Linked DNA regions of Homo sapiens: region 1 is linked to region 2. Evidence: read pairs that join two places in POLR2A ChIA-PET (ENCODE). Cell type or tissue: PC-9. All regions are shown on one strand. Each heading gives the region's core, and the rest is flanking DNA. Links, peaks and the distances in the headings are about the cores only. Region 1 has its middle 7.8 kb from the start of PAX8. Region 2 has its middle 16 kb from the start of PSD4.

Region 1 (15,100 bases), core at 8,299-12,298, 130 kb before region 2:
GGGCCTAATTGGTTGCCATTTTTTCAACTAAAGAGTGTCAGTGAATAGAATACAATTTCCAGAAGACCTTTGGCACTGCTCGTGCTATTATGTCTGCACTGGGTGGAAACAAGCCTCCCTTGTGCAGGGTTGGTATTCCTTGGGCCTCTAGACCCATCAAGACCTTTCTTTTCACCTAAATCAGTTGAGGACCTGTCTGCACTCCACTAAGCCAGCACCTTTCCCACCCCTAGCACAACCCACTCCAGGGTAAGCCCAATTTTATATTCAACAACAAAATCAACAAAACCTTTTAAAAATGTTTTGGAAATGTCCATTTGGAGGTGAAGAAAGCACTATGAGAAAACTGGAGCTTCGGCTCACACTGACCTGTACACACCACCTCACTCCCTCTCACATGGCTCCAACCCTAAAGTGGAATTCGCCTACATGAAAGCTGCCTTCCAGTCTGCTCTCCTACTTCCATATCTTCTCTCTCAACTATTTCTTCTTGGAACACTCAATTACTACTTACTGCTTTTCAATATTTATTGAGAACCTACATGTACCAGGAGCTGTGTAGGTCAGTGGGGACTCAGAGAGGATAAGGCAGTCCCAGGTTCTGGCCTCAGAAAGCTTCTAAGAATGTTCTCCTTGCAGCCCTCAGAATCCCACCACTCACAGAGCTCACTGTTCAGATCCTTGTCCTCATTCCCTTCCCATTCCCAGCCTGCCTGCATCTCCATCAAATTGCACCTGCCCTAAAGATCTATTCCCTGAGGGTCATGCTCTCTGGTTTCTGAGTGATGGCAAGCTCATTGAAGGGTCCAGTGTCTGCTAATAACTCTGCTGAGCCTTTGGCTTAATATCATCACACTACTCCCAACAAAAATATTTGTGTTTTAACACATCTCTAAAGTCACAGTGCCTGAAATAGAGAAGAGACCTGACCTATTGGGTGTCATTTCAAGCAAGACGCTTGTCTTGTTCTTCCAAGTGACCTATTCACGAAGATTCCACTTTTCCTGGGCAAAGCCTGGGGATTCAATCTTGTCCAGATTCCAGTTCCCTTCCTGATGGTGTTCCCCAGTCCCAGAGACAGACTCTGGAATTGGAAGGCCTGGGTCCAAGTCCTGATTTCTGCACACAGTCATTAAATGACCTGACCTTGGGTATGGTGTTTAGCTCATCAGAGCTTCACTTTGCTCATCCGTAAAACAGATCAACAGTTACCTCATCAATTGCTCATGAAAATGATATGAGATAATGTTATTAAATTACTCTGGGATATGAATGCTGCCATTATTTCAAGCAGTCTCCCCGCCTTCCCCCAACTCAGCACAGCACCCGTGGCAAAGGAGATGTGAGACAAGAGAGCTCAGCCCACTCGGGGTGCATGGCTGAGAAAGTGCTAATGAAAGACTTCCATCTTCTAGGTCCTTCACCGGTGGGCAGGGAAGGGGAAGGAGTGACTAAAGACGTGCTGAAAACACACCTCTAATATAAATCCTGAGCTCATCATTCCTTCTCCCGTCCCTGGACCTAGGTCTACCCCAGACCTAGAAGTGTATTAACTGGCTGTCTTTTTGGGCTGACTCCAGACAGCAATGTGGTCCATTAGGTTCCCAGTTCCAGAGGCTCCACAGAGCAAAGTGAGAGGAAATGTTGCCTGCTTTCCTCAGGAGCATCACGGGAGGGGCTGTGGCATGACCTCTGGTGTCTACTCTCTGGAAGACTACAGAATGCTGGTGGCTAAGGGATTCCACACCCCTTCCACCTTTTCGTGCACACTGTTTCCTCCTCTGTCTTTTACATGGGCGTCTACGTCTACTTCTGAGCCCAATCTATGACCCATCCATTCATTCATTCACTATATATTGGCTGTCTACTCTGCATCAGACGCTCTGCATGGAAATGAAACACAGCAACCCCCATTACCACACCCCACCCCCATGATGCCTGTCTCCTAGTCCAAGGAAGAGAAATTTGTAGAAAAGGACCATCCGAACTAGCTTACAGAAGTGAGGGGGGTGGGACTCCTGAGTCAGTCTGGGGTAATGAGTAAAAACTTCAGCAGAACTGGAGAAGCCCTGTTCTGCATCTCCCTTTCCTTATCTGTAAGAATCAGGCCTCCTTCCTGCTCTTGTCCCTTGGTCCCTAAGACCCTGGGGCAGCTGGAAGGGGTGGATGTTGGCCTGGGGATGGAGAGGAACTGGAGTGGGACAGTGAGCAGGCCAGGAGCAGTTTACAGACAAAACCTCAGGTCGGTTGAGGAAGCCAGAACCATGAGACAGAGGCGACTGGAGTCAGAAACAAACACCGTGATCTGGAGTCTCCCAGGTCTGTGTCTGAGCCTCCATCAGAGCGCAAGTACTTGGAGGGAAAGGAGTCTGGTCTCACGCAGTCAGCTTCCTCTCCTGAATGGGAAAAGATGGACCTGGGAGACCAGCTGGCTGGGGTTTAAACCCCAGGCCCGCCTGCCACCATCTACATGGCCTTGGTGAATTTGCCTGATTACCTTAAGCATCAGAATGTTCATCTAAGAAAACAAACAAAAAACATTTGTAAGGATCTGCCGCTGACAGTTCGTGTCCCGCTTTTCTCTAACAAGCAGTGCCACTTCGGGTGAAACATTCCTGCAGTTTTTAACCACCTGCTACCTGATGTCATAGTCCTTTGTGTAGACACCAATACAGATTCCTCCTGAGGAGCTATGAGTTCCAGGCAGGAGTTGTGACTGTCCTTCCCTGGAATACCCATGGAACTCAGTCCAGTGTCTGGAGCACGTAGGTGATCAGAAAACAGCTGTCTTCCTCCTTCGTTCAGCCCATGGAGAGGCGGGCTGTGAACGCGCTTTGCCAGGGGAGGATGGGGAACCTGCTGCGCCTCTCCTCGCGCCGGAGGCCCAGCCCTGCGGGGCGGAGGGGCTGGAAACCTGACAGCTCCAGCCCCGTGACAGCCGCCGCCTGCGGAGTCCCAGAGGGCAGCGCCGGGAAGCAGAGCGCGCGCTGGGCCCTGGTGTCCCGGGACGCTGCACGACGACGCTCCGTTAACCTCCTGGCTCGTTCTGATACTGAGGCTGCATAAAAAGAAGGATCCCATGCAAATGAAGGCCAGTGTAGCGGAAGGCTAAATACTTTTAATTAAAGGAAGGCACCTGGAGACCCAGCCGCTGGGAGGAGAGAACTAGAGCAAGTCCGCTGTGCTCTGGGCGGGGAGGGGGAGAGACACCCTGGCCCTGGAGGGCTCGCCGTTCCTCCAGGGCCCTTCTCCTCTGCTACCCCACCCCTCCTCCCTACTCCTCCCACCTTCAGCAGGCAGAGGGGACAGGAGGTGGCCTGACCCAGAGGAGTTAAGGGTGTGGCTTGGGCGCCTGGAGGAGAGGGGACTTTCTGTCCTTTGGAACAACTCTGACATTGTGCCTCTGACCCAGAGCCCTGGGGACTCAACCCTCAGACCCCGATCTGAAGGTGCGGAAGGAGAAAGTGATTGTCCCCAGGCCACTAGGCAAGTGAGAAACACTCAGGCTTCCCAGGACTGCCAGCATCAGGGCCTTCTTGCTGCCCCGCTGCAAATTCTAGGCAGCAGCGAAGCCAAGGATAACACCTTGGGGAGCCTTTAGAGCACTCGCATTTCTTCTTCATCATCACCCGCATGACTAAAATTTGCAGAGCCCTTATAACAAGCCCTGTGCCATGCCTTCATCATCTCATTTAATCCTCACACAACTCCTGAAATGAAGGTGTTCTCATGATCCCCATTCCACAGGTGAGGTCACTGGGGGTCCAGAAGGGCTAAATCACCTGTAAGGTCCCACAGTAACTTGCATAGAGGAGTCTCCAAGACAGTCCAACTCAGAAGTTCAAGGTTGCAGACCTTTTTCCTTAGAGATAAGGCACCAAGAATGGTGAAAATGTTGGACACACCGCACTTTGGACAGCATCTGACACATAGTTGGTGCTTGCTCACAAAGTAGGTGTTCAGTCATTGCAGTGGCCTCCTCCTTTAGCCAGACCTCCCTTCCCATGGTCGGGGTGAGTGTGTGTTCCCCTGGAGGATGACTCTGGAGAGACAAAACATGGGACACAGAGACCACCTGCTGGGCCCCAAGAGCCAGGGTCAGGGTCAAGGGCATCTCAGATGCCTGGGTCCTGACTTCTAAACCAGTGTCTTTCCTGCAAGTGAAGATGGGAAAGGGTGAGTGCTGGCGCCATCTCTTCCTCTCTCTTTGAGGAAAGGTATGATGAGGATTGGGGATAAAGCAGAACTGATATCTCTGAACCTATAACTAATATCCAGAACCCACAATGGCCCTGGTTGGCTTTAAGCTTCTTGATTCGGATTCACCTTTTTTTAGTACTCACTACATGCCAGGCACTCAAATATCTTGCAACGTACCAAGCAAAGGTATATCCTTATTCACTTGCCTTTTAGAACCAAGGTTCCTATGGACACCAGGCACGGTGACTCACACCTGTAATCCCAGCGACTTGGGAGACCAAGGCAGGAGGATGGCTTGAGCCCAGGAGTTTGAGACCAACCTGGGCAACATGACGGGACTCATTTCTACTAAAATAAAATAAAATAAATTTGCTGGGTATGGTGGTGTGCACCAGTGATCCCAGATACTCAGGAGGCTAAGGCAGACAGATTGCATGAGCCCAGGAGGTTGAGGCTTCAGACTGCAGTGAGCTGTGATCACACCACTGCACTCCAGCCTGGGTGACAGACTGAGACCCTGTCTCAAAAAAAAGGTTGCTTTAGTCAATTTGGATTCTACGTCATCATGCCATCTCCTTTGGGGTTACTTATAAAGAAAAAAATAAACGGCCCAAGCAGGGACTTCCTTGCAGTAACTGAATGGTCCTGTGGAGTGAAACCTACCAGTGACCTTGGCCTGAGTGTCAACAGGGTACAAAGCCCTGTAGAACTCCTTGCTCCTAGAAGGACAATAACCAACACAATCTTGGACAGATCAAGAGTTCAGTAGCACCAAATCCTTGTCTAATGGTCTGCTGAGAACCAGTTCTGGGAAAGAAGATCTTCAAGAACGGATAGTGACTTGATGGGAATTTCTGGACCCAGTCATGACAGAAGAGAATCTTTTGGACTTCTGAAAAATCAGCAAGTGCTCAACAGTCTTCACCAAGCAAAGCAAATGTTGGAGGACAATAGTCAATGCCAATGTCATCAGGAGTCAAACAGTGATGATCTTGTCTACCACTCCTCATAGGGCCTGAAGCTATAAAGCGGTTATTTACTCCTTCTCCCATCTACTTCTCCCTGGATCTCAGCGCAGGCCAGAGTAAGACAGTCCCACAGAAGTGACCTCATCCTCCCGCAGGGCCATTAGAACAATACCTCCCCCTTCAGGGCACCTGTAAATCAGGGCCCCAAAAGGGTCTGGCAGTGCTGGAATGAGGTGTGGCTTGGCAAGGAGACCTGCATGTTTAGTACAATGGCCTGATTGTGTGGATTGTTCCAACCCAGCAGCGCTCAAGTGGTCACATGTTCCCTGGGCAGCAGGTGCTATAACCTTTGCCCAGAGATTTGGAGCCTTTGGTGGTGAGACTGAGTGCCGATGAGGAGGAGACTGGTCTGGCTGTCTCCCACTGCCTTTGGGATCTGGGGAAGTCACTCCCTGACCCTGCCCATGGTCTGTGCCCAATTCTCACCCATATTCTACTCAGAGGGTCCTCAGCTATCCAGAAAAAAGAGAGAGGCAGGCAGCATGCCCAGGTAAACAATAAAAGGCTACTGAGTTTCTGCTTCTGCCACTAGCTGCCAAGAACCAATGAGGGGCAGGCACAGCTAAGACTTCAGTCCAGTGTTTATCTTATTAACTGCTGTGTGCCCAGCACCCAGCACCACACCATCACAATGAGGTCATTGTGTTACCCTTGCCACTCAGTCATTCCATCGAACACTTGTGTAAGCACAAGCTTTTACTGAGCATTGTCTCTGTGCCAGACACTGTTCTAGGCACTGGGGATACAGCAGTAAACAAAACTACCAAGAATTCCTGCCCTCATGTAACTTACCATCTACTAGGGGGAGATAGATGACAAATAAATAAGCGAAGCAGACAATATGTCAAATGGTGAAGAGAAATAAAGCAGAGAGAAAGGAATAAAGCCGGTGGCGGCGTGGTGGGGGAGGCAGCGTTGGTTTGCAATAGGGGGACTGGAGAAGAGTTCCCTGAGAAGCTGATCTTGGAGCCAAGACTTGGAGGTGAGGGATCAAGCATCCCATCAGCCCATCTATGGCAATATTGGTCCTAGACCAGCATCCCCTCCTCAATTCTCTGATCTGACTGTCATCAAACAGAAACTTCCCCTGGGCCACTGGAAGATTTTGAGGTGGGAGGAGTTATATCTGCTTGCAGTGACTACTGGGCTTGGGGAAGCTGAAGCTCACCAAAGGACATGGGAGGATAGGATGGGGCTTACACTCATTCTGGTCTTCACAGGGCTGCAGCCCATCACCACCAGTCAAGGATAGAACTGAGAGTCAAAAGCTGACTATGACAATATTTCCCCACTCATCCCCATCACCACTTCCCTCTATCCTCAGGGCTGCCATCATCCCTTAGAATTATGGGAACACAGTGCCCCACCAACACACCACCCTGCCTGCAGCCTGGCCTCCTCCAATCCATTCGCCACACTGTAGCCAGAAAGAGCTTTCCAAAACATGTCTGTTCCTTCACTTTCCCCAGCTAAGATCCCTTTGCTTTTTAGTATAAAGTCCAAATTTCTCAACATCCTACAAAGATTTTTGTGATCTAACGCAACACACTTTCCCAGACCCATCTCTCAGCTCTCACTGCAGATACACACACACACACACACACACACACACACACACACACGCACATACAAACATGCACTCTATTACTGTATTTTTATCTCCCACTACACTGAACTCAGTTCCCTAAATGTACCTGGCCCTCTCTGACTTCTGGACCTTTTTCTGCCAGTACCAGAACATTCCACCTTTACCTTCACATTCTCACATTTGCCTGGTGGATTCCAACTCTTCTTTCTAGTCTCTGCTTAGAGGTCTCTTTTTCTGGACAGTCAAGACTCTGTGGGGTACCCTCACTGCTCCCCGCACCTCCCCCTCTACACTCCAGCCACATTACAGCATGAAGCACACCTCCCTACCAGGATCTGTTTATTTGTTCCATGAGGACATGGTTCTTGTTTCAGTCACCACTGTGTTCCCAGGTCCTAGTAGATAGTCCAGCACTTAGTAGATGCTCAGTAAATGCTTGTACAGCTAAATACATCAAAGGAGAGGAAGACAGGAAAATAGAAAGGGCTGTCCTGGTAAAGGAACTATGGCCCTATATTGATCATCATAATTGCCTCATCGCTTACTTTTCTCCATTTCTTAATAGTTAACAAATCATTTTCATGTCACCCTGCTAATGAGATGTGGCTGTTACATGTATAGTTTTACTAAGTGTGAGAAACCTGAGAATTTGAGGTCACACTGCTCAGAGCAGGGCGGTATCACGAGCCCAGGTCTCTCTGACTTTGAGTCCAGGGTGCTTTCCAGAACTCACAAATCCTTGGGCTCTAGAATGGAGAGACTAAGTTTCAAACATGGCAGTACAGCTATCTCTTGAATCCTGAACAAGAAACCATAAGACTGAACTCAGTCACCTAATTTGACCTGTCAAAGTGGCTTGAGGATCTCAGGGGGTCGACGTGTACCCTCTCTTTATTTCCTGGTTACCTGTGGGCAGTCAAGGCTCCTTTCAGGAGCAGGAGCATTACCTAGTCAGGACGCGCATCCTAAACTTCTGTACACCTTGGTCACTGCCTGGAAAATGGCAATGGCCCTGGACTGGGGAATCTCTCCAGGTACTCCCTTCTTACACTTCCCTACCTGCTTACCTTTAATCTTTAAAGGGATATTCAAAAGCTGCAAAAAGACAAGACAGACTAGGTTTAAGGGAAGCCAACTTGTCCATATTCATTCTAAAGGTGCCCAACCTGTACTCCCACAGTTCCATTTGTCACTTCTCATCTCTCCAGGAAAATATTTATGCATACAGTTCATTACAGAACAATCTTTTTTTGTGGAGTACACTATCTTGGCTCACTGCAACCTCCACCTCCTGGGTTCATGGGGAAACTGAGCCTGGAATGCCATGGCTCTGGAAGCCATGGGAATGGTGTCTTCTATTCTGGATTCTGCTCTCCAGAGCCACAGGTCTCTGGTAGCATGCAACACTCTCTCAGAACTCAGAGGGTTCTCAGACAGTAGAACTTGGCAGCCCATTGAGCTGCTGGAGTAGGCTCTTGTCTGTGACTGTAGTCTTGGACACCGTAAGAGCAGACTCCTGAGCCCCAGAGAGTGCACACTCAGATCCAGGATGGAAGGGAGGAATCAGCTCACTCACACCTGAGAGACCACCTCCTCAGGTTGCCCTCATTGCCCCTTCTCCCCAGCCGCCTTGCCCCGCTGCCATTTTTGGGACCTCTCTCTCTCTCGGTATCCCTGGTATAATGACTGTGACACCACACCAAGGTCCATGAGCAATGCTTCTCTGACATCTTTCTTGTGGCTAGTTCGACTTTCAGCCACTAACGTTTATTGAGCACTCACTGTGCTACAAACACTTTGTCTGCCTTAAATATCATAATATCTTACGAGAGAAGTACCATTATTAGTCTCAGTCTTCAGACATAGAAACTCTGGCTCAGAGAAGTTGAGTGATTGGCACAAGGTCACACAGCCAGTATGAGAATGTGCCAGGGTTCCGGCTTTGGCCACCAGATTCCCAGCCCAGCAGTGTGACCCCTATGGTCTCTCTGCATTATGGAAGAAAGTGTACCAGACCCCAAATAGGAAAAAAATCATTCTCTCAAGACTCTAGGCCATCTTCACTGGAGCAAGTGATTCTACTTAAAAAAATAAAATCTCAGAGCAGATGGGATCAAAATCTATAAAGTGCAGGGAATGTGGACAAAGTGAACAGAAATTACCACGGACACAGCACACTCCAGGAGGTTCAAAGGAGTGGTGTTTGGAACAAATAATAGGAAACGCTATGTGACATAAAATATGGTAGGCCTAAAAATAGAAAGAATTTTAAAACAAGTTTAGAAAATGTGTAAATGGATGACTCACTCATTCTTGCCACAAGTGTGTTCTGTGTCTGTGCTTTGCAAGCACAGTAGGAGTTCAGTCGGAGAGCGATGGGATTCACCATGATCCCAGCCTTTGATTTCCTTTACATCCTTTCAGTTACCTACCCACCCTGTGGGCCTAAAAATCACACGTCTCGTTACTGGGGTCAAGCTTCTTCTCAACAGTCCACTAGTGGCCCCTAACACTGACACTGTTTTTTAAGTTTATTTTCTAGTTTATTCTAATGCTTCCTTGGAGTTATTACAGTTGTCCATGCCTTGGAGCTACTCCATAGGGTAGTGAAGAGAATGCTGGTTCAGGTGTTAGATGGACCTGAGTTCAGATCCTGCTTCTGCTGCTCAGCAATTGGGTGACCCAGAGCACCCTCTGTGGCCCAGTTGCCTTAAAGCCCTGGCTTCACTGGGTGTTGTGAAAGATAAATGGGGCTGTGTATAAGGCACTCCACAGTTCCTGGCATTAAGTAATACTTAGTAAATAACAGTAGTAGTAACTGTTGTTATTAGAAGGAAATACCATGCTTAGCATTCTCTTGGGGTAATGGTATGTCCACCCTGGTGTGGGGGCCATGAGTAGCAAGGATAGCCACTGAAGCATAGAAAGGAAAACGGGGCTCCAGACCCCTAAGCCCTCAAGTCTGCTCCTTCAGATGCAGGGAAGGCAGGCACTGTGTGGTCCACAACATGACACAAGAGGACACAGCCCTGTAGTGAGCCTAGCCCCATGAAGGAGTGGGCGAAGCACCCAAGTTTACTGCACTCAGAATGTGCCAGAAGCCCTCCTGGGGTAAGCAAAAGGCCAGTTAGATCTCTTGAATCTTCTCTATGCCTCAACCTCGTTCCCTTGCCCCACTCAAACCTGCAGAGTCTCTGGTCCCTTCACCAGGCCCCTGGGCACTGCCAGGAGCTGGGGAGGATAGGCCCTATTCCGTGGTTTGTGCCCACAGCAGGAACTGCTGGCATTCCAAGGCCATAAAGAACAAAAGCCAACCCTGAATCTGATGAAAAGCCCTGGGCCTGGGTTTTTTCCTTGGCACTTCCCCAAGAACAGCTGTCAGGAAGGCAGCCACTCCAGGGCCCTGGCACTGGTCTGAGAGGATTCCTGCGTCCTGACTCCTGCTGCTCTGGGCTGGACCACAGGGGCCTAGCTGAGGGGAGGGCATTCCTGCCTGGTGAGCTGCTCTCCTCTCCCGTGGTAGGAAAGTTTTCCAGCCTTGGGGGTCTGACCTCACCCTGGCCACTCCCTGGGTTCCAGAAACTTCCTTCCTGAGGGGAAGGGGCAGGTGTGGAGAGTAGCAAAAACTAGGCTGAAGTGAGTAGAATTTATAATATTTAAGGCAAAGCCTGAGTCACTGGTGCTTTATTTGGCCACCTAGTTGGCTGTCTGCTAGCTGGGTGGCCTTGCTCTCTACTTACCTTCCCTAGAATCCAGTTTCCTCATCTGCAAGATGGGTTGCCAAAAGGGTCTAGCTCATTTTTTCTAACTTAAAAAAAAAAAAAAAAAAAACTATGATTACTAGAGAAAAAAATTGAGCTGTGTACGTCAATCCTTTTATCTCCCTCTGTCACCTTCCTTTTTGTGTCCCCAGGAAGTTTTTTTTCCACCCATTTGTAAGTACCAGGGTCTCCTTCCAGAAGCCCAGGCAACTGCTGCCAAAGGCTGTGGGGTGGGCAAAGAGCCCAAGGGACAAGTGCCCAGGACACATCCCTACCCAAACCAACTGGACAAATGCCACCAGTGGTTTCTTCCAAACTGCCCTCGGCAGCCCAACCAGTGGCTCTTTTCCTTTCACCTGCCAGGACCTATATTTCTATTTCTGAGTTTTCAAAGCCTAGGGAGGTGGAGAACCTGGAATAATTAATGATTGATTTTCAGGCACTGCCACCAGGAGGCCCCAGGGCAGGCTGTCGGCCATTTCCTGAGTGCAGGGACAGGGTTGAAATCCCACGTGGCTTCGGCAGGATTGGGCAAGTCTGTGAGGGGAGAGGGTGGAGCGAAAACTGCCAGTGCCCTGAACACTTCTGCCCTCTGCAAAATGATGAAGTCGCTGCTGGAAGTTCTGCTGGGGTGCTGGCCTTCTGCCATTGACTCTCCCCTCTCTCTGGGTCAACGAATGTTAATTGCTGCCCTCACAGACACCCCTGCCCCACTGCTACCCTTGCACCCACGCCTGCACCCACAGGCACGGGCTCACTGGCCCTTTCCTCTCCAAGGCTCCTTTGGGAAAGGATTAAAGGAACCGACTTCCACAGCAAAACTTTAGGGACATTTTAACTTTGCCCTCTTTGGATGTATTCCTCTGCCTTTGTTGTCTAATAATAATTAACTTTTGTACAGAGGTGTAGTTTTCAAAGGGCCTTCACATTCATAATTTTATTCGTCCTCACAACAAAGCTACGAGGTGGGTCTGACCCTCCCCAGCCCCCCGTCTATATCCACATCATGCAGAAGGGGAAACTGAGGTTCGGGCAGAAGAAATCATCCCATTCTACACAATTAGGGCTGGAACACTCACCTCTGATGCAAAGTAGAGAGCTGCTGTTTTCTTCCTGAAGGGATGTACTTTAGTCCCAACAATGGTTCGTTACGTAGGGGAAGTGGCATGGTGGCAAGTAAGCCAGGAGGATTGTTGGGAGCAGTGGTCTTCCCTCGAGGCTGGTCTCTGGGCATTGTGCCCAGAGAAACCAGGGTACATAGGAGTAAGAGGAAGAGCTCATGGACCTACTGGAGTTCAAGGGTCTCAGTCACCTGAGCCAGCAGGTAGAATGACCCAAGTGTGCAAACAATCACCCACCCAATAGTCAGTTGAAACACGGCAGCTTATAAAAGACCCCCAAACCATCCCACTCCCACACTCTAATCAGCTAGGATGACCAATTCATCCTGATTTGCCCGGGAAAGTCCCAGTTTTAACTCGCATCTAGAAAACACTGTTGGTTTTCGTCCAGGGCAAACCAGGGCACTTTATTACCCTACCACCAGCCCAGTGCATTACAGCTGAGTCCAGAAAAGAAAGAACATCTTTTGAAGGCTCAGCAGATCAGCATAGAATTAAACAAATTGTGGGATATTATGCAAATTCAAAAACCACTGTAGTTAGGCAATTACCTAGGATTGTTGGAATGTTAAACCTGAAAGAATGTTCATTTCCACAAAGAAACGCTCAGATCTGCGGCCAGATCTCTTGCATTTTCAAAGGCAAGGCAGAGTTAGTCTCTCGTCTCTACTTCTGTATTTTGATATTGGCAATGAATTACATTTTCTCAAAAAAACACTGAGTTTAAAAAAATTATAACTAGTTGCCAGTTGATAATATTGCCACAAAAGCCTTATGGGCCTCAAGCCTGAGAAGAAAAGTTGGCAAATGAGGTATTCATTTTAAAAAGTGAGTTCTAAGGCCTGGCCAGGCACAGTGGCTCATGCCTGTGATCCCAGCACTTTGGGAGGCTGAGGCAGGCGGATCACTTGAGGTCTGGAGTTCGAGACCAGCCTGGCCAATGTGGTGAAACCCCGTCTCTACCAAAATATAAAAAATTAGTCAGGCATGATGATGCATACCTGTAGCCCCAGCTAGTCGGGAGGCTGAGGCAGGAGAATCACTTGAACCCAGGAGGTGGAGGTTGTAGTGAGCCGAGATCATGCCACCGCACTCCAGCCTGGGTGACAGAGTGAGACTAAGTCTAGAAGAAAAAAAAAAGAGTTCTAAAAGTCCCATTGAAAGTCTATTAGTCACAGTGCAAATTTATTTTAAAATTTCAAATATCATCATAGGAAGGCATATGATTTTTATTCTTAACTAAAAGCATCATGGATTTTAAGTTTGAAAAAATACTGTGATAATAGGTGATTTTAAAAATATATGTATTTCAAACCTTTCGTTTTGCAGAGGAGGAGACTGATGCCAAAGAGACAGAGTTAAAGCACCAGTTAATGACATTTCCTTGGCCTTGGTCTCAGAGAATTAGGAAGTACCAAGGAACCCAGGCCTGATTTCTGATTCTAATTAGAAGCAGGGTCAGTCCAGGAGGCCTGTGTTTATCTCTGCAGCAGAAGTTCACTGCATTCTCACTTCTTGCTCGTCCTAGATCTTCTCTGCTGAGTCTTCTGGTCACCTGCTATGTCACCTGCAGTCTGGAGAAGAGGTACTGTCAAGGTGTGGGGTGTGTTTTTCCCTGAGGAGTAACCTTGAACAGTGCACATTGTTTTTACCTTGAAATGAAATTTTAAAGATAAATTTATACATGGGACAGGAATGTTCTGATAACTTGCTGGATTTGTCCTCTAAGAAATTTTGCCCAAAAAGGGGATAGGAAAGGGAGAGGGTTCATTGCTTGGGCAGAAAAGATGTGCACAGGCAAGAATGATTGCATGAGAGTCAATGGTTATTGGTACGTATCAGAACCTTAGATTGGGTAGAATCTCTAAGGTTGTCAGAGCTGTTTGAAATGAGGGCGTATTAGATTCACCCTGGAGCATTGCCTCCCTGGTGGGAGGGAATCCTGGGTGGACAAAGAGAGTTTCTGCTGTGGCTGCCACACTCCACACCTCCCCTGCAGCAGGACACAATCCAGGGCAGCAAACTGGCCCATGGGGTCCGGAGGACCTATGCCAAGATCCATTTCCATCCCAACACCCTTGGATTGTCTCTCTCTGGGAGGGACTGCCAGAGAAGTTAGGGATCTGGAGCTTTGAAAACCACAGAGATATTTAAAATTACAATTTTAGAGAAAGATTTAAAATGATGAAGCACCAACTATTTTTGTTTACAGCCCCTCTTTGCAAATGTGGAGGAAACATGTAGGGATACACATCTTCTTCTCTCTTTTTTCACAAGATGATTCATTTCTCCTAAATTGAGAAATGAGAAAGACTGGGTGGAAGGAGGTTGTGGATTGACATGAAAGAGAAAACTTTTTTAATTCAGAAAAATAGTTCATGTGTTTTCACACACGTGTACATATGTGCATACACACACACACACACACACACACACACACATCCAATCCCCCTGAATATCCCAGTTTCCCCTGCACCTTCCTTGCCCCCCTCCCACTGGCTTCTTAGCCTCCTGTCCCAGAACAACCCCACCAGGCCTGCAGAGCCATCACTGAAAAGGGCATGGCTGTCCTCTAGACTGTAATCCTGAGTCCAGAGGTCTGGCCAAAGATTGGAGGAGCATCCAGGCCTTGACCCCCAGGCCTGCCAGTGTTCCAGGACATTTGCTCACTCATACCCACTCACAATCTTACGTGTACCCCGGTTCCCCGACTGAGAGAACTATGAGGAAGGAGGGGGCAGCTTTTGCCATCACTAAGGTAAAGAGGTGCCAGGCAGCTCTGCTCGGTCCCAGGGCTCACCAACCCTGCCATCATTCCCACCAGTGGACCCCTTCTTAACCACACCCAGGCCCCCATATTGCTGAGGCTATTGATTCCTACAGACCAGGCCAGAGGTCAGCTCAGTCCTGTTCCTTTCTAAGGCCTTTCCACACAGAGATGAAGTCTAGGCCCTCAATGCCCTTCCCCTGAACTCTTCTTCCAAGTTCAAAATCCTCAAGGAGCAAGAAAGAGGGCAGGTGGCTGCGTGTGTGTTCCAGAGGAGAGAGGCGAGGAGTTGCTGTGGAATGGGTTATGTGACAATTTTGTTAGCCTGACAATGCAAGGGTGTGAACGCTATCTGTGTAGAACAGAGGGAATGGCTTCAGGTGCTGCTCAGGATTCTTCCCTGGAAGAGGTCATAGCTGTGGTGAGAAGGTAATAGCATCTTGCCTACAGCCCCGAAAGCAGGCTCTACCTAAAGAATCAGGCATAAAACAGAAGTTCCCTCCTTCCTTTTACAAAAGAAAAGGCTGCTTCCTGGTGAGCAAACCAGGGGAGACAGGGGGCAAGGAGGGCATCCTACAGAGACCATCCCTCTCACTTCTGGTGGTCAGTGACCCAGGAGGACCCAGAGAACCTCA
Region 2 (15,100 bases), core at 5,556-9,555:
AAACATTAATAGTTAAGCATTTACTTCAATATGCACTAGAATAAGATAGAGTGTAGCAAACCTGTGATTTAGGAACACAGTAAAGTAGAAAATATCTACTTTATGTTGTTAAGTATATGTATTCACAGAAAAATATTAAATATTATTTGATAATATAATAAATATAAATAAATATCAAAACTCTTATCTCAAAAATTATAGTAGGGATATGTAAAGAGCAGACACTTTGTGCAGCTGGATCTGACCTTTGCAGCATTTTCTCCTTTGGAGAAAGAGCTGAAAGTCTTCCTTATAATGCTCATTAGCCCTGATTGGCCACCAATCACTGAATACGAATTCAAGCGGGTATGATTTGCAGAAAAGCAAAGCTCTGTCATTAAACAGAGAACAGGTATGCTCTCACAAAGTGAAGGAGGAAGACAAACTCAGAGCAGGACATTTCCTGGGCCTTGTAAAGGGTCACGTGTTCCCCTGGGGAGGCTCATGCTTAACCCTGCCCATAGCAACAAAGCCGTGAGCTTCGCAGTGCCCTCTGCAGCAGCAGGAGCTGACCCACACTCTATCCATTGTCATCTTCAGAAGACAAAAGGGACGGCTGGTTTGGCAGCTCCTAGCAGGAAGAGCGCTGGGGCCTCGGAGCTCATACCCCAGGAGGAGAGCCCGCACACCTAAGCTTCCTGGGGCCATTTCCCTCCTCTCTGACTCAATACATCTATGCATCTTCCAAGGCCGCACTGAGAGCTCCAGAAAGGCAGAGTCCACTCGTTGGGCCTTATTGTATATACCCACCTCCCATCCCTCCCCTGCCCAGGCTCCACAGCAGCACAGAGTCCATGCCAAGAGGATAATTTCCAGAGGTTGTCAAGCCAGGAAAGGCCAGAGTTCAAAAGGGCACCACATATTATTGTCAGCTCCTCCCTGTAAACCTGCCCCATGCTCTGTTCCTGATGGGCATCTCTCGCCCTCACATTCTTCTGTGAGGACCTCACCCAGTCCCACATGTTAACCTCCCACCTACTCACTAAAGGCTCACAATTCCCTCTCTAGCCCAGCGTCTTAATTACCAGCAGGAATCTTCTAGCTGGATGTACAGCAGAGCATCAGACTTCGCAGCCTGCTCACATGCCTGTAAGCATCCTTCCCATCCCATGCCCGTGCCTGCCCCTCCCAGGACCTGTCTAGACTGGCATCACATCCACCAGCTTCCCAAGTTAGCAACCTTGGCACCAGCCCAGGTCCCTCTCCCCTCATGGCTTTGGTACCCAGTCCTGCTGGATCCTCCTCCCCTGCAGGCCCCTGGGCTCCACCAGCTCACAGAGCGCGTCCTCGCTTTTCTGGAGGACTGCAGCAATTGCCTGCCTAATTCTCCACTGAGAGATCACTCCTGTCCTAGAAAATCTTCACCTGGCACCCTCGTCCCCCATTCTCTAACAATGCCCCTAACTGCCTCTCTCTTCCATTGCTTTAGGGAATGTCCAACGCTGTTATCTGAGACCTCTCCAGCCTCTCCTATGACCACACACAACCACACCCTGACCTATGGCCTCAGCAGGCAACGGGTCCTTCCCTAAATGTTCTTGGCATGTTCATACGTCCTCTTGGACAGCTCCATTTCCTTCCCCAGTCCTCTTCATCCTTCGAGGCTCACCCCATAATGCCAATTCTCCATACAACCTTTCTAGACCAATCCAGTAGGAATTGACTATTACAATAACTCCCTAACTCCAGCTACAGAGTACAATGCAGCAATTAGAAGCAACAAACCAAGAGTACACACTGCAGTCAAATAGATCTTTTAAAAAATAGTGCTGGTGGCTGGGTGCGGTGGCTTATGCCTATAATCCCAGCACTTTGGGAGGCCAAGGAGGGTGGATCACGAGGTCAGGCGTTCAACACCAGCTTGGCCAAGATGGTGAAACCCCATCTCTACTAAAAATACAAAAATCAGCCAGGCACAGTGGCAGGCACCTGTAATCACAGCTACTCGAGTAGCTGAGGCAGGAGAATTGCTTGAACCTTGGGGGGGCGGAGGTTGCAGTGAGTCGAGATCACACCACTGCACTCCAGCCTGGGAGACAGAGTGAGACTCACTCTCAAAAAAAAAAAAAAAAAAAACATAGTGCTGGTTAGCCAGGGATGGTGGCTCACAACTGTGATCCCAGCACTTTGGGGGCCCGAGGCGGGTGGATCACTGGAGGTCAGGAGTTTGAGACCACCCTAGCCAACATGGTGAAACCCCGTCTCTACTAAAAGTACAAAAATTAGCTGAGCGTGCTCACTTGAACCCAGGAGGCGGGGGATGCAGTGAGCCAAGATCGTTGACAGAGCGAGACTCTGTCTCAAAAAAAAAAAAAAAATAGTGCTGGTTTTAAAAAGCAAGAAAAATTTAAGGATTTATAGCACGAAGCAATTGTGACCCCATAAAGACAGGGTCTCATTCTGTTGCTGAAGCTCTAGTACAGTGATGCTATAATAACTCACTGCAGCCTCAAACTCCTGGGCTCAAGTGATCTTCCAGCCTCAGCCTCCCAAGTAGCTAGGAAAATAGGAGTGCACCACCACACCTGGCTAATTTTTTTTATTATTACCTTTTTTTTTTTTTTTTTTTTTTTGGAGACAAGAGTCTTGCTCTGTTGCCCAGGCTGGTCTTGAAACCCTGGCCTCAGGCAATCTTCCCACCTTAGCATCCCAAAAGGCTGGGATTACAGGCATAAGCCACTGTGCCCAGCTCCATAGTGCAATTTATGTAGGGTTAAAAATACATGCATATATAAATCAACATCATATATCTTTCTTAAATACATCCAAATCTAAGGATAAACCTATCATAAATATGTCAGAGTAGCTGTTGCTCATGAGGGTAGGGTTAGAGGGTAAGTGTGAGGGGAAATCACTGGGACTAGGAATGAGAGATGAAGAGGAAATGATAACTCAGTAACAACAACAAAAACCCAATTGAAAACATAGGCCAAGTATATGAACAGTCCACAGAAATACAAATAGCTTGTAAGTCCTGTAACACAACTCACTAGAAAGAAATACCTATTTAAACTATAGCATGATGGCATTTTTCTCATCTGTCAAATTGGGAAGAATAAAAAGTTGATGATACATCAAGTTGGTGGAGCCGAGGGGAAAGCAGCACTCTCCTAAGTACAAAGACATGCATGCCTTCGGAAAGCAGACTGGCAGTAACTTTTAAACCACATTTATGAATTCCTCCTGCTGAAACAGTCACAGAACTGAGATTATATAGGTACAGGTATGCTTAATGTGTTATTGTCTATCACAGCAAACAAATAGAGATGGGGGAAATAGCTTATAAACCCACAGTGCACTGGCTAGATAAATATGGTAGCTCATTCAATGAGATACAGCAGCATATACGTACTTAAAAACGATGAAGGCGGGTGTGGTGGCTGACGACTATAATCCCAGCACTTTGGGAGGCTGGCTGAGGTGGGAGGATTGCTTGAGGCTAGCAGTTTGAGACCAGCCTGGGCAACACAGTGACACTCCCATCTCTACAAAAATTACAAAATTCAGCCTGGCGTGGTGGCGCCTGCTTGTGGTCCCAGCTACTGGGCAGAGGGTGGGCAGGGCAGGGCACTGAGGCTGGAGGATCACTTGAACCCAGGAGGTCGGGCTGCAGTGAGCCATGACTGTACCACTGTACTCCGGCCTGGGTGACAGAGTGAGACCTTGTTTCCAAAAAAAAAAAAAGCAAAGCCGGGCATGGTGGCTCATGCCTGTAATCCTAGCACTTTGGGAGGCCGAGACGGGTGGATCACGAGGTCAAGAGATCGAGACCATCGTGGCCAACATGGTGAAACCCCGTCTGTACCAAAAATACAAAAATTAGCTGGTTGTGGTGGTGCATGCCTGTAGTCCCAGCTACTCAGGAGACTGAAGCAGCAGAATCACTTGACCCAGGAGGCGGAGGTAACAGTGAGCCGAGATCATGCCACTGCACTCCAGCCTGGCAACAGAGCAAGACTCCGTCTCAAAAAAAAAAGAAAGAAAGATGAAACCTGTCTATATGTCTTGAAGCAGAATGATTAAGTATATTAAGTTTAAAAAGTGCATACCTAAGTATTATTTCCTACTATTTATGTTTTAAAAAAAGAAGAAGACAAGGAAGGTATACATACATATATGCTTGTTTACAAATAGAATATGTCGCTCTGAAAGTATTCTCAAGAAATTGCCTCCGAGGAGAATTGGAGATGACAGGACAGGAGAGGGAAAGAGATTTTTCACTGTGTACCTTAAGGGCTGTTTGCATTAATATTTTAAAAAGATTTTTGAATACATGTAAATATTGCCTTTAAAAATATTTTTAAAGAGTGTTAACCTATGTAAGTTCTATCTTTTTTTTTTTTTTTTTTTTTGAGATGGAGTTTCACTCTTGTTGCTCAGGCTGGAGTGCAATGGTGCAATCTCGGCTCACCGCAACCTCCACCTCCTGGGTTCAAGCGATTCTTCTGCCTCAGCCTTCCGAGTAGCTGGGATTACAGGCATGTGCCACCACGCCTGGCTAATTTTGTATTTTTGGTAGAGACAGGGTTTCTCCATGTTGGTCAGGCTGGTCTTGAACTCTTAACCTCAGGTGATCTGCCTGCCTTGGCCTCCCAAAGTGCTGGGATTACAGGCATGAGCCGCTGTGCCCGGCCAGTACTATCTTAAAAACATCTTTTTTAAAGAAGGAGAGAAGTAGAATGTGCTCAAACCCAGCAGCTGTCTTCTCTCTAACCATCTGTTGTCATGCACTATGGACAAAACCTGCCCTCCTGGTCTCATGTAATCCTCCTGCTTTAGCCTCCTGGGCACAAGGCTGAGCCCCGGCTAACTGGATCTGATCCACTGACCTACCGCACCCTATGTAGTCCTCACCCTGCACCCGCATCCTCACCATGGTCTGAGACCAGTATTTGTGGAATATGCCACATGGCCACAACTATTTTATTTTATTTATTTATTTCTTTTTGAGACAAGAGTCTTGCTCTGTCACCCAGGCTGGGATGCAGTGGCAAAATCTTGTCTCACTGCAACCTCCACCTTCGTGGTTCAAGTGATTCTCATGCCTCAGCCTCCCAAGTAGCTGGGAATACAGGCGTGAGCCACCATGCCTGGCTAAGTTTTGTATTTTTCTTTCTTTCTTTCTTTCTTTCTTTCTTTTTAAGTAGAGATGGGGTTTCACCATGTTGGCCAGGCTGGTCTCGAACTCCTGACCTTGAGTGATCTGCCAGCCTCAGTCTCCCTAAGTGCTGGGATTACAGGCTACCACGCCCGGCCAGCCACGACTATTTTATAAAGGGACCAATTTCATTTGCCAACTAGGAGCTTCTCCAAAAGTTAGGGCAGTCAGAAGTCCATTTTGGTGGACAGAATATCTTCAAAATTTGGGCCCAAGGTTGGCTCTCTGACATTGTTACAGCATAGTATGAGAGCACTTGGCTCAAAAATGGCACCAGCTGATGGCAAATTCTGATTCTTCACTTACTACCCATGTAACCTTGGCCAACTTTCTTACTTGCTCTGGGCCTCAGTTTTCCCATCTGTGAAGTGGGATCATAATAGTATAAACTGCATAGACTTGCTGCGGGAATTATTTGTGTTACTGCACACAAGTTACCCAAAGTAGGGCCTGGCATATAGTATGTGTTCAATAAATGCTAATGATTTATATGCTCTTGGGCTGGTTTTTTTTTTTTTTTTTTAAGAAAAACCTGTTAATGAGATCATCTAATAGTTTTAAGGATGAAAATAAAAATAGATTATTGGAATTTTCCCGGAAGGCAGGTTTTTTCTCATCTTTCATTCCCTGGGCATTTATTAGGTTGGTGCAAAAGCAATTGTGGTTTTTGCCATTAAAAGTAATGACAAACGTCACAATTGCTTTTGCACCAACCTAATACTAAATTTGAAAACCTCAGGGTCTGCTGCCCACTTAATTCTCATTGTGTGGCCCCATAATGTTATTATTATGATGATTATTATATTTTATTTTATTTTCGAGGCAAGGTCTCACTCTGTCGCCCAGGCTGGAGTGCAGTGGCACAGTCTCCGCTCCTGCAACTTCTGCCTCCTGGGTTCAAGCGATTCTCATGCCTTAGCCTCCCGAGTAGCTGGGATTACAGGAAAGCGCCAACACTCCTGGCTAATTTTTGTATTTTTAGCTGAGACGGGATTTCACCATGTTAGTTAGGCTGCCCATAATGTTTTGAAGGATGCAGAGTGTGAGTAAGAAAAGCAAATGATACCTCTCCTAGCAAAAGACATGCTCTCCATCTCTGTTGATCACTTCTTGCCCTACTTGGCATAAACTACCAGGCCTGTCCATAAGTTGGAGATTGTAAATCTTCCTGCCACAGCAGTGAGGGACACCATCTGCTTTCCTGGGTGCCTTTGGTCAAGGCTGAGCCCTACCCCAGCCTCCTTTAAGACAAGTCTCTGAGATGCCTGCTCCCCACCCCAGAGCCACACTGACCTCCTCCCTGTTCGTCCAGCATGCCCAGCATTTTCATGCCTCGCTCTGGCTTCAGGGCCTTTGCACTTGCTGTTCCCTCTGCCTGGAATGTTCTTCCCCCAGGCAGTCACATGGCTATGTCCCACATACATTCACGTCTCTGCTCAAATTTCATCTAAGCACAGCCTGTCCTGACTACTCTGTTGAACACAGCAGCCCCTATCAACTTTAACCCCTTAAGCTGCCTTGCTTTTCTTCAGATCCTTCATCTGACACGACATTAAAATTGCTATGTTGTTTATTGTCTGTTTCTCCCACAAGAAATAAGCTCTGTGAGATGCAGGATTGTCTTGTTCACTGATGTATCCTTAAAACCTGGAATAGTGCCTGGGACATACAGGCCTTCAATAAATATTTGTTGAATAAATATACAAATGAGTGAGTGAGTCAATAGACCATGTTTTCTGGGAATCTTAATCTCTGTCTTAGATTTAAGCTTCCCAATAAGAAACATACTCTTAGAGAGGGGCTACTCACCACTAGTTCATTTCTCACTGATCCTTTATAAGCAGCTTATAACTCCCTGCTGATAGGAACAGAGGGCACCTCATTCTGTGCCCCTAGATTTTGAGGACCTGAACATGAGACCATTTTCCCACCTAATTTAGAAAGTCTGTTTGCTACACTTTCTAGTTAAGGCCCAATTTCTCTTATACGTTTCACTGTCATGCCCCATATCCCTCTTTTTGGGAATTTTTCAGTTTTGTGTTTTCAGCATTTATTGCTCTCTGAAATAATGTCATTCAACAGCTTACTTGCTTATTTTCTCTTTCCAACCCATATGCAAATAAGAGCAGTAGTATTCGCAGTGCCTGCATGCCTGATTCGTAGTTGACACTCAGTAAATATCTGCTAGATGAGTGAATGAATGACTCTTCTTTATATGCTTCACATACAGGAAATATCACGTCTGGAAGAAAAGAATGAATCACTTGGCACTACACACTGTCTAAACCTGACCTTGGTGTGTTCTTTATGTAGAGAGTCTCATGGACATCCAATTAGTTGCTAATTAACATTCAATCAGCTCTGGGCCTCGGGAGGGGCCAAGCCTGAGGTTCAAGGGCAGGTGGGGCTTACTTGCCCAGTCTTCACTTTGATACTGGTCCCCTGACCTAGACATGCGGACCATGGACACAGAGGTCTGGCGAGTGCATTGACCAGAGCAGCAAGTCCATCCTGCAGCGTGGAAAAATCCAGCAAAGAACTCACTCACATTCTTAGCTCCATCATCCTACAGAAAAGATGAGCTAGACAATTCTAGAGCCAAAAAGAAATCCTAGAGGGATATGAGTTTGTCAGCTGTGCAGACACTTTTTACCTTCCCAGAAATCTCTCATACTTTCTTGCTAGACACACCTAGGAGGAGGGCCAGCACCCAAGGGGGTAGAGAAGAGCTGCCTGGTCCTCTAGCCCAGTGCAGTCCCGGGGGGGCAGCTCCCACCAAGCCGGGGCCACAGCCTGGCCTGGTCATGAGCACCAGAAACCACTGAGGCACAGGGCCATGACAGATTAGGAGCAAAGCCCTCAGTGTCGCCTGATTCTGACACCTGGATGGCTTTAAGGGCTCCTCCTGCTCGCCAGCCAGCGGGGCTTGGAGCCAGGATCCAACAGCGCGGCTGGAGTCGCCCGCGGCGAGAGAGCCCAGGCTGACTCCTTCAGTGGAGACAGCGTCCCCTTGCCGTCCCAGTCTCCGCCGCTCGGTTAGGCTGGATCCTCAGGGTCCCCTGCTCGCTCTCAACCCTCTCTCCGGCTCCAGGGACCCTAACCCTCAGCGACAGCCGCTCCGCAGGTGCTCGCCGGCGTGGCGAGAGCGCTGCACGGCACACGGTCACCGTCGAGGGCGGCGACGGCCGGGGGTGCCCCCGCCCGGCCCAGGCCTCCCCGTGGTCCCTTACCCATTTCCCGCCGGGCTCCTGCTCCGGCCTCCCGCGGGCCCGCGCGCCCCACGGCCCCGCGCCCAGGCGCCGGCTGGGGGCGGCGAGAGCTGCGGGGCCTCGGCTGCGCGCGCGGGGGGCTGGGCCAGTCCGGCTCTGCGCGCTCGCAGGAGGGACTCGGTTTCCGGGAGCGCAGGCGGGCGGGCGGCGGCGCAGGGCGGGGAGGGGCGGGCTGAGGCCGGGCCGGGGTTGGGGGTGGCGGGGGCGAAGCTGTGGGACTGGTCTGACCGCTGTGGCGCCGGGCTGGGCCGCCGGGCAGGCCGGGTACCTCCTGCGCGCCCCGCACGGCGCCGTCGTCTGGCCTGTGCGCTACCGGGCCGCAGGCTCTGCAAAGCCCTCCGGTTATTTTTCCAGTACCTGAACCGGAAACTGAGGCCCGCCCCAGATACGCGTGAGCCTTGACAGGGACTGTCTGGAGTCCCTACAAACCCCTTGTTCATTTACCATTCACTGGGCACAAGAAAAAGTTGCATTATTTGATTTCCAAATTTCACCTGTCTGTAACTGTTGGCTTACGGTGAACATTCACTAGTTGGTTTGGGGATTGGTGGCACAGAAGCAAATAGCTGTGATTTTACACTCAATCTATTTTAGCAAACATAAGCTCAGAACAGGTTGTCATTGGCGAGACGCTATTATTTTTCAATATCACCCTTGATGGCACTATCTGGTTTCTATTTCTGTAACTATGTAAGGCACCGTATAATGACATTTTGAGTTAAATGATTCCATATTTCCTGTATATTGTGAATAAAAGTTCTCCAGAAGGAATCTTCCAGTAAGCAGTTTGTAAACTGGAGAGGCACAACCTTTATTGTAAAACAAAGGTGCCCTTCCAAAGAACAAAGGGAAGGCTCGGGTTTCATAGCAAATGGTCCCACACAGGTTTCCTGTGCAAATGAAGGTTTGAAATTTGCTTAGTTCTGATTGCTTTACAAGGCCAACTTCTGATCGATCAATACATCTGAGTCCTGACTGGGTGATACAGCTGAGCCCTGATTGGCCAAGGCAGGTGAGCTCTGATTGGTTGGTTCAGGTGAGCTCTGAAAATCCCAGAAACAAGAAGGTGCTGGTTTCCAGAGAGCTCAGCATATGTGACCTTTAGTCAGCAAGTGACCACTTGGCTCTATTTTGAATTTAGACCAATACAGTCCAGTTATTTGACATGTAAAAACGGAAAAATAAAATAAAATAAAACAGATTTAGGCCGAGTTAGCCACTCAGGATCCATCTTGAAGAATTGGCTCTTGAAAGTTCACATTTATTCACAATATCTAGTGAACATTTTAGCTCCCCTAGGAATTGGCAACCTAGAGAGGTCCATTTCTTGATTTGATGCTGCTAAAATGAAGCTGACCAGGCTCTCTACAAGCAGCAACAACCATGATAACACCTAATATTTATTGAGTGCTAGGCAATAAGCTGTCCTAAAACATTTAATCCTCACGGCAACCCTATGAGTTAGGAAGCTTTACACCTCATGAGGAAACTGAGGCACAGAGAGGCTGAGTAACCTGATCAAGGACGCACGGACAGGCAATCAGGCAAGACCCAAAGACCATGCTCTAAATCAGCAGTCTGCAACCTTTTTGGCACCAGGGAGGGACTGGTTTCTGTGGAAGGCAATTCTTCCACAGATAGGGGAGGTGGGAGTGGATGGTGTTTCAGGATGATTCAAGCACCTTACATTTATTGTGTGCACTTTATTTCTGTTATTATTACATTGTAATATATAATGAAATGATTTTATAACTCACCATAATGTAGAATCAGTGGGAGCACTAAGCTTGTTTTCCTGAAACTAGACAATCCCATCTAGGGGTGATAGGAGACGGCGACACATCATCAAGCACTAGATTCTCATAAGGAATGCACAACATAGATCCTTCGCACACACAGTTCACGATAGTGTTTGCACTCCCATGAGAATCTAATGCCGCAGCTGATCTGACAGGAGGTGGAGCTCAGGTGGTAATACAAGCAATGGGGAGTGCCTGTAAATGCAGATGAAGCTTTGCTCTCAATCCCCCACCCCCAACATGGTCCTAACAGGCCATGAACAGGGGATTGGGGACCCTTGCTCTAAATCAATGTGCAACACTACTGCTTAATCTTTTTAGATGGGGATCTGATGCTAGGTTTAATAATCCTATAACTTATTAGTTCATTTCTTCACTCTACAAATATTCACTTCAGTATTCACCTACTGTATATATGCCAAGCACTGGTTAAAACAATGAACTGAAAACTCCAAGAGCTTGCAGCTAGCAGGGAATATAAGCAGTAGTGTGAGGTACACTTGTAAATTGTAAACTTGGGAGGCTGAGTGGGATGTCTTTGAGGGGGGAAATCCTGAAGGAGGGAGCCACAAAGAACAGAAGCCCAACAACTACATGCAAACTCCTTTAAACTCTTGGCAGATTCCTGAATGAACAATGCAAGGAGGAAGAATCTAGATAACCTGAAGGAGATCAATAGTGAGCAGAGATCTGAGCAGTTAGTTACCGTCTCTGGGAAAGTTCCACCATCTGAGAGGGACTTGGTTCTATTGTGCTTTCCACTGAAACCCTAGAATGACCACCCCTTAGCAGGAAAGACTGCATCCCAGCATTAAGGGATATACCCTAGAATTAGGGACAAAACCAAAAGAAATTCATCCAAACAAAGCACAAAACCAAATCTCCACAAAACCAAGGTGAGTTTTCAATAATTTAACTTACTGTTAGAACAAAACTTGACACTCTTCAAAGGAAAATAGAATGCAGAGCATCTACAATGTATCATTCACAATGTTCATCATATGACAAAAAATTATTAGACATTCAAAAAAGCAGGAAAATGTGAGCCATAGTCAAGAGAAAAAAATCAATCGAAATAGACCCACAGGTGACCAAGATATTGGGATCAAAAGACAAGGAATTAAAAAGAAAAACTATGATAAATATGGTTAAAAAACACTTTCAGCAAAATATAGATATAACGGGTAAAGAAACCAGGCATTTCAGCAGAAATATAACCATTTTTTAAATAAAGTGCCAAAAGGAATATAAATAAATCCACATCAATGAAGGCGATATCTGTATCTTTATTACCCCAGAATGAAGAGACATCCCAACTTTTGCCCTCCAGGGGGAAGCCTGGGCAGGTTTGCCAACAGCCCCTGTGTAAGTTCAGGGCCTCCTAATATTAGGGTCCCTTTTTTTTTTTTTTTTTTTTAAGACGGAGTCTCGCTCTGTCACCCAGGCTGGAGTGCAGTGGCACCATCTCGGCTCACTGCAACCTCTGCCTCCCAGGTTCAAGTGATTCCCTTGCCTCAGCCTCCCAAGTAGCTACGATTACAGGTGCACGCCACCATGCCTGGCTAATTTTTTGTATTTTTAGTAGAGACGGGGTTTCACCGTGTTAGCCAGGATGGTCTCAATCTCCTGACCTCGTGATCCGCCCGCCTCGGCCTCCCAAAGTGCTGGGATGACAGGCGTGAGCCGCCGCGCCCGACCAGGGTCCCTTTTCGTAATGTGCTTCACTATGTGTTCAGGTAACATATGGAGCTCATCACAAGTCCCTGTAGAAAGTGGGGCTCAAGGCCGGGCGTGGTGGCGGGCGCCTGTAATCCCAGCTACTCTGGAGGCTGAGGCAGGAGAATTGTTTGAACCCGGGAAGTGGAGCTTGCATTGAGCCGAGATCGCGCCTTTGCACTCCAGCCTGGGCGACACAGCGAGACTCTGTCTCAAAAAAAAAAGAAAAAAAAAAGTGGGGCTCAAGGAGTCTGTGTATTACTGCTGCTGTGAGTAATAAATTGTCTTCCACCATCTTCTATTAGAATCTATGAAATTGTGATGGGTTATCTAGTTAGCTTGCAAGCAGAATAAAAACTCAGACCCTTTCACAGTTACTGACTTAACAGAGATAAAGATAAAACTCTTAAAAGCAACCAAATAAAAAAATGTACATTGCATACAGGAATGACGGATAATTTTTCATCAGAAACCATGTAGGCCAGAGGACAAAATGTTGTTTTGTTTGTTTGTTTGTTTGAGATGGAGTCTTGCTCTGTCTCCCAGGCTGGAGTGCAGTGGTGCAAGCTCGGCTCACTACAACCTCTGCCTCCCAGGTTCAAGTGATTACCTTGCCTCAGCCTCCCAAGTAGCTACGATTACAGGTGCACGCCACCATGCCTGGCTAATTTTCATATTTTTGATAGAGACAGGGTTTCGCCATGCTGTTAGGCTGCTCTCGGACTCCTGGCCTCAAGTGATCCCCCGGCCTCGGCCTCCCAAAGTGCTGGGATTACAGGCGTAAGCCACCAGGCCGAGCCAGAATGGAATATCATCTTTAAAGTGCTAAAAGGAAAAAAGCTAGCAACTTACAGTGACTTTATCCCCTAAAAAATTTGTAAATAGGAAGTAAGACATCTTCAAATAAATAAAATCCGACAGTATTATATGAAAAGTAAATAAATTATTCAAGATAAAGGGAATGATATTAAATAAAAATTATAATCTACAGTGAAGCAATGAAGAGCAGTGGGAATGATAAATATATGGATAAATATAAAATACTTTTTCACGTTTGTATTAAGTTATTTAAAAGTTCATTGACTAAAGCAAAAATAGTAAGATTTTGGGAGATTTGTGGCATTTATAGAAGCAAGATGTATAACAAGAAAAGCACAAAGCACAGAAGGGGAAGAAAAATGGAAGTACATTGTAAGATTTTTATGTTGTGTATGATATTTTATAATATTAATTCAGACTAAAATCCAGTAGAAGATATAAAAATTATCACTGAAAAATAGCTTACCCAAGAGAGGTCAGGGAAGTAAGAAAAAATTAAGAAGAGGGAGGACACATAAAACAAATAGCAAGATAGAAAATGTATCAATAATTACACTAAATACCCTAAATAAAAGATAGACCTGTCAAATAGGCTAAGAAAACAAGACCCAACTATACTGTGTTTACAAGACACACGTTAAATATAAAAACCCAGACTAGTTGAAAGTAAAAGTATAGGGAAAATATACTATATAATATGAATTTTAGACAAAGTAGGCTTTAATACAAGCAAATTACCAGAAATAAAAAAGGTCATATTAAAATGACAAAAGGATCAATTTATCAAGAAGACATAACAAGCCGGGCACGGTGGCTCATGCCTGTAATTCCAGCATTTTGGGAGGCCAAAGCGAGTGGATCACCTGGGGTCAGGAGTTCAAGACCAGCCTGACCAACATGGTGAAACCCTGTCTCTACTAAAAATACAAAAATCAGCTGCGTGCAGTGGCACACGCCTGTAATCACAGCTACTCAGGAGGCTGAGGCAGGAGAATTGCTTGAACCCAGGAGGAGGAGGTTACAGTGAGCCAAGATCCTGCCATTGCATTCCAGCTTGGGTGACAGAGTGAGACTCTGTCTCAAAAGAGAGAAGGAAGAAGAAAAGAAGAACTAGAAGAAGAACAAGAGGAAGAGGAAGAAGAAGAAACATAACAATCCTAAATGTATAGGAATGTAACAACAGAATTTCCAAATATGTCAAGCAAAAATGGAAGCAGAAAACCCACTTAGTTGGACGTGATAAAACCCATTTCTCAATAATTAATAAAACAAATATACAAACAATTATTAAGGATACAGATTTGAACAACATAATTGTTCAACTTGACCAAATTGACATCATATAATATTACACCACCAATGGCAAAATACATATTCTTTTCAGCGGCTCATGGAGTATTCACCAAGACTTATGATTCATGAACTATAGAAGAATCTCTAAATTTCAATGGAAGAAATCATAAGATCCTGACTACCGCGGAACTAAATTAGCAACCCATAATAATATCCTATGTAAGAAAATATTCAAATGTTTGGAAATAAAGCAATGTACTTCCAAATAACTCATAGGTCAAACAAGAAATCACAGGAAATGTGAGGAAATCCTTCAAATTAGAATGGCATAAATATATAAAAACAGATCAATGTAACAGAATTAAAGTGTCCTAATATATATCTACATATCTTTTGACAAAGGTGTCAAGATAATTCATGAAGAAAGAAAAGCCTTTTCAACAAACAGTGCTGGAGCAACTAGAAATATATATGATTAAAAAAATGAACCCTGGGACTTGTATCTAATATATAAATAATACTTATAGCCCAATCATTGAAAGAAGAATTCAATTTTAAAATAGGCAAAGGACCTGAATAGACATTTCTCTAAGGTAGACAAATTACCAATAAACACATGAAAAGATGCTCAACTTCATTAGCAATCAGGGAAACACAAGTCAGAATCACAATAAGGTACTGGATTGGCTATAATAAAAAGTACCTATAATAACAAGTATTGGCAAGGTTGCAAAAAATTGGAAATCTCATATACTTTTGGTAGGTTTGTAAAATGGTGCAGCCACTTTGGAAAACAGTTTGGGAATTCTTCAAAACATGAAACGTAGAGTTTCCGTATGACCCAGAATTTCACTCCTAGGCCTGGGAGGCAGAGGAGGATGGCTATACAGAAGACTTCAACAATCATTCTCCCCACAGGAACACCAAATTTAACAACGATCTATGTAAAAAAAAAAATACCTTCATAAGAACCAAACATCAAGGGCGGGTGCAGTGACTCACCAGCA

The links. ChIA-PET counts read pairs that join two places held together with the same protein. Peaks named below come from ENCODE experiments on the same cell type or tissue, not always from the same donor. Only the 100,000 strongest peaks of a DNase experiment are listed, where the experiment ranks them.
Region 1: POLR2A ChIA-PET joins it to region 2 with 16 read pairs; 4 of 35 experiments call an interaction of 5 or more read pairs at or near these places.

What each region holds. Positions count from the first base shown.
Region 1 is chr2:113,279,196-113,294,295 of GRCh38, reverse strand. No RefSeq gene overlaps it. Among named protein-coding and RNA genes, the nearest start is that of PAX8, 7.8 kb to the right of the region's middle. RefSeq lists a promoter at 14,773-15,100. In PC-9, for the core only: CTCF peaks have their summits at 10,775 and 10,974; DNase peaks (open chromatin) are centred at 9,165, 10,255 and 11,075; H3K27ac peaks cover 4,000 bases.
Region 2 is chr2:113,150,863-113,165,962 of GRCh38, reverse strand. No RefSeq gene overlaps it. Among named protein-coding and RNA genes, the nearest start is that of PSD4, 16 kb to the left of the region's middle. RefSeq lists silencers at 2,797-3,091, 8,372-8,901. In PC-9, for the core only: no CTCF peak of the experiment used is centred there; DNase peaks (open chromatin) are centred at 7,412 and 8,662; H3K4me3 peaks cover 2,387 bases; H3K27ac peaks cover 2,296 bases.